2 separate regions of the Homo sapiens genome follow, and region 2 is linked to region 1. Evidence: read pairs that join two places in POLR2A ChIA-PET (ENCODE). Cell type or tissue: PC-9. All regions are shown on one strand.

Region 1 (2,500 bases):
TGGTGAACTTTCTTGGAAAGAGTCTGTTAATTGGGATTAGAAGGGAGTCAGGATGGAAGTCCACCTAAAGAGTGACTGGGCAAGATGAACCCGCAGAAGAGAGGGGAGAAAGAAAGGAAAGTGCTGTAAAAGTCAAGAGCCAAGGGAATTTTAAGAAAAAAGAAGTGGGCCGGGCGCAGTGGCTCATGCCTATAATCCCAGCACTTTGGGAGGCTGAGGCGGGCGGATCACCTGAGGTCAGGAGTTCAAGACCAGCCTAGCTGACATGGTGAAACCCCATCTCTACAAAAAAATACAAAAATTAGCCGCGCATGATGGCGGGTGCTTGTAATCCTAGCTACTCAGGAGGCTGAGGCAGGAGAATTGCTTGGACCCCAGGAGGCGGAGGTTGCAATGAGCCGAGATCGCGCCACTGCACTCCAGCCTGGGCAACAGAGCGAGACTCCGTCTCAAAGAAAGACAAAAAACAAAACAAAAGAAAGAGGAAGACAGTCACCTGAGGATTCCCTGTGCCCTGAACAGGGCAGGTATATAATAAATGTTTTCTGAACTGAACAGAAATGCTGCCCAGGCCAGAGAAGGTAAGAAGTATGTATGGAGAGGCTGTGGGTCCCTGTGTGACCTTGGCAAGGGCAGCCTTAGAGGGGTGGGGGAGTGGGCGGATTGGTTGAGGCGGGATTAAGTGGCAGGTGAGTGTAGACAGTGTAGACACTGAATAAACGTCACTGAACAAGGTAAGGGGAGAGGTGGGATGGTAGTTGAATGGGGAAGAAGGGTAGAGGGCAAGTTGGAAGATGGTAGAGTGGTAAAGAAGAAGAAATGTGACCTCCTTCCATCTGTGGGACATGGGCTTTTAATACCTGAGCTAATGAGAGAACTTCCCATATGGCTTTCCTAACTTGGTACTAACTTGCATTATTCAAAATGTTACCTCCAGGATTTCCTTTTTCAAGAAATATTTTCCCTTAGGTAAAGCCATGGTTAAGCCTGTGTTTTCTCCAAAGTGTTTGGCATTCTGCTTTCCTGACCCGAGGGATTCCTGACCTACTGTTGCCTGAGAGTGATAGATGCTACTGAGCAAGGTGCCTTGTCTGCACAATCTCATCACAGTCCCCAGGGTAGGTGTTATTATTCTCTCTCCTCCAATAAGGCAACCGACACTCACCCTCCCTCAGCTAACTGGTCAAGCTGGGATTCAAGCCTAGTTATGCTTCACTCAGAAACCTCCCCTACCCAACCCAGGCTGCACTTGCTTCAACTATAAATTCCAAAATGACTCGACTACTTTCGCCCAAAGTTCCTGACCTTTCTACATTCCAGACAGTTCTTTCTAATTGAGGTGTCGTTTCTTTAGTTGCTGAAGGCAAAGCTCTTACAATTCTGCCCTAGCCTCCCCCTCCTGCCTCAGTCCCTTCACAAACCACATAGAGATCCGAGATTCGGCAAGGGGAGCTGCCTGCTGCTAAGCCACTAGAACCACGTGTCTGCCCTGCCTTGCCCTGCGCTGTGCCATCTGCTGTCTCTGCCTCACAAATGCAAAAGCATGCCTGAGCCAGCCTCGTGTGTGGTCCAGCACTCCTACAGAACCCCTTCTAGCTTAGAGAGAAATCACATCTACTTAGCACCCTTATTGAAATGCTAGGCACTGTGGTGGGTGTGTGGTAGATTGCGTCTGATTTAATTCATCCAGTATTGCAAGCTGGATGCTGTCCTTTCCATCACACTGTGCCTCAGAGAGGGGAGGTTACTTCCAGGAACTCCTACCTGGGGGTGTTGGAGCTTGGACTCAGCAAAGGTCAACCTGCACTTTAAGACCACCTTATGACACCATCTCCCTGAACAAGGGTGAAGTCACAGCAGCGGACCTTTTCAGGCTCAGAGCCGGGCTGTTCCAAGATCAGGAAAAGTGACTGGTTAACAGAATCTATTGCTGCTTTACATGTTTTGGTGAGAATTTAATGATTTAAATGATGAACGTATTAAATTCCACATTCCAGTAGTAAAGGTCCCACTTAGCAGAGTGTCTCTGTGTGTCTCTCCATATTGTTATTGAACCAATTAGGGATTTAAAAATATACATTTCTAATTCGAGATGTTACGGGTAGCTTTCACTGCCAAAAACATTTGTACAGAAGCCTCCAAAAAGCTACCCAAGGACCCGAAAACTTTAGCTTGAAGAGGAGACAGAAGTAAAACTACTGGAGGGGAAAAAATAATCTTCAGGTCAACAAAGCTGAGTTCCTGGGCTACCCTCAGCCTGGCTCATGCTAGAATTAGAGCAGAACTGCATGGCTCACAGCCTTTGCAGGTACAAAGACTCAGTGAAGGTGTAGCTTAGAGGGATGAAGGTGTGCTCATATCCCCTTCTCCTGGGGGGTGCCAGTATACTTGGTCCCAGGACCCCTGCGTAATGCTAACTCTCCACCTGGCAGGCATGCAGCTGCCCCAGAGCCAGAGCCCCCGTTCCTGGCTTCCCTGCCAGACTGGGAGCCTCCTTTCA
Region 2 (2,500 bases), 1.0 Mb before region 1:
GCCTGTAATCCCAGCACTTTGGGAGGCCGAGGTGGGTGGATCACCTGAAGTCAGGAGTTCGAGACCAGCCTGGCCAACATAGTGAAACCCTGTCTCTACTAAAAATACAAAAAATTAGCTGGAATTGGTGGCATGTGCCTGTAATTCCAGCTACTCGGGCAGCTGAGGCAGGAGAATCGCTTGAACCTGGGAGGCGGAGGTTGCAGTGAGCTGATATCGTGCCATTGCACTCCAGCCTGGGCAACAAGAGTGAAACTCTGCCTCAAAAAAAAAAAAAAAAAAGGAAAGAAAGAAAAGAAAATATATCTATGCACCAGAGCTCAACACGAGGTTAGGAGCATTTCTGAGATTTGGAGCTATTCAACCATGGAAGTTCCTGGCACATACATCAGGTATTCACAATACCCTTTCTCAGGTGTTTGGTCACTGCTAGTGAGCCTGCCTGGATCAGTGTTTCCCAAATGGCAGTCATTTGCATCTTTGCATTTTTTTTGGGGGGTGGGGGGGTTGTGGGGGTATATTCCATACCAGATTTTTAAAAAATTGACATTAAAAATACATGTATAAAATGTGTAAAGTGCACTAATCTAAAGTGCACTGGATGTATTTTTTATTGATGTACATACTTTTGTTATCCATCACCCAGGTCAAAATACAGAATCAGCACCACAGAGGGTTCCCTCCTCCTCCTTCCCAGCCAATAATCTTCTCCTCCTACCTAACCAACTGTTCTTACTTCAAGCACTGTCAACTAGTATTTTACATTCTTGAACTGCATATAAAGTGTCTCAAGTTTCACTTAACACTTTTCTTGAAATACACTTGTTTTTTGCCACTTTTTATTTGACCTAAGAAGTAACATTAATGAAACAATGATTTGACGTGATAGGCATTTCCCTCCTAATGAGCACTAAAACACTTAACTATTTGAAAAAAGAAGTTTCTCCGTGTACCAACTAATATATTCTCCTCGGCCGCCGTTGGTACACGGACCACATTTTGTTTCTCAAAGCAATCCGATGATTTCTGAGGTCCTTTGCAGCTTGAACACGGAACGACTGTGGTGATCGAGTAGCCAAAAGTTCACGGAATGCACTGTCACAATTGTGATTCCGCCATAGCGCCGTGCATCCATCCAACACTTGTTTAATACCTATATTTAATACCTAATACCTTAGACTGTCCTAGGCTGTGGACACACAAGACTAAACCCCACTTCCTGAGTTGAAGTGGGGGAAATAGAGGAGTAAATCATTTCACGATGTGTGGTTAAATGCTACAGCTCAGGTAACCACGAGCACACAGAGAAAGGGCAGTTTCTAGAAACAGGGCGGAGAGGAGACCGTGAGTGGGCATTTCCCAGAGCAGTCTCTGCCAGCCACCCTGCTGTGATCACTTTGCCACAGAGCAGCCCCGGCGGTCAACCTCAGCCTCCCTTAGCAACCTGAGCGCCCCGCCCAGGTGCCTTACTATTGGTCTCGTGGAGCGGGATGGGCAGCTCTGCCGTGCAATCCCAGCTCGCAGCCCTTGCTCCGCGTGTACTCACGGGAGGACTCGCAGACGTTACTGCCCTCTTGCGTGCCCCGGCCACCCCCGGGCGGCTTGTAGCCGGTGCGCGGGGTGGCTGGGGCTACGTGCAGAGCTGTCGCGGAGCCGGAGCAGCAGCGGTGAAGGCCCTCGGCTCGGCCGAGACCGCCGTGCCCATTGCTCGCCTCGGTTGCCGCCGCTTTAGCCGCAGCCGCTGCTGCCGCCGCCGGGGGAGAGGCAGCCTATTGTCTTTCTCCGCGGCGAAGGTGAGGAGCTGTCTCGGCTCGGCCCGCGGGGGAGCCCCGGGAGCCGCACGGTGAGAGCGCAACTTAGTTGGCGGAGTTGGGGGAAGTTTTGTGATTTGAGGAGGGGTCGGGGTGCGGAGCGCGGCCCGTCCCCTGCGGCCGCTCGGTGGGGCGGGCCCCAGAGGAGGGTCGGGGGCTGCGCGGGGCTTCAGGGGCGGGCGGCACGGATGGGTAGCCGGGCGGCGCGGGGACCTCAGCTTTGCGGACCCCTCCTCCCTGCGCATCACCCTTCTCCCGCATTGTCTGCTTGGGGCTCGGCGCGCCTCCCACTCCGCAGCCCAACTTGGGGGCCGTCGCCGCTTTCCGGATGGGGGGCGCGCCCGGCGGCGGATGGCCCCGAACCCTTGCCCCGGGTCCCCGGGTTGGCGCCGCTGGGGCGGACTCACTCCTCCCCTGGGGCGGGCGGCCGCGGTGTGGAGTCCGCGCCGCGAACAAGTGCTGCGGGCGCGAGGGAGCGGTTCCCCGGGGCCGACGCGGACGGTAAACCTGTCCGGCGGCGCCCGCCTGCTGGGGCCTCTCCGCTGTTTCTCGCGGGCGCGGCCCGGCTGAAACTGCGACCGTCGGAGGCGAGCGGCCCTCTGGGACCCGTGCAGCCGGTCCACCTTGCAGCTATACTTTGAGACTAAACAATTTTTTTTTTTTTGCAAAGGCAAACCGGTATGTGAAGT

The links. Peaks named below come from ENCODE experiments on the same cell type or tissue, not always from the same donor. Only the 100,000 strongest peaks of a DNase experiment are listed, where the experiment ranks them.
Region 2: POLR2A ChIA-PET joins it to region 1 with 8 read pairs; 1 of 35 experiments calls an interaction of 5 or more read pairs at or near these places.

What each region holds. Positions count from the first base shown.
Region 1 is chr15:83,371,284-83,373,783 of GRCh38, forward strand. No RefSeq gene overlaps it. Among named protein-coding and RNA genes, the nearest start is that of SH3GL3, 75 kb to the right of the region's middle. In PC-9, no CTCF peak of the experiment used is centred here; a DNase peak (open chromatin) is centred at 1,268; H3K27ac peaks cover 343 bases.
Region 2 is chr15:82,353,532-82,356,031 of GRCh38, forward strand. It overlaps the pseudogene UBE2Q2P2. Among named protein-coding and RNA genes, the nearest start is that of GOLGA6L10, 5.3 kb to the left of the region's middle. RefSeq lists an enhancer at 1,164-1,665. In PC-9, no CTCF peak of the experiment used is centred here; no DNase peak of the experiment used is centred here; H3K4me3 peaks cover 361 bases; H3K27ac peaks cover 402 bases.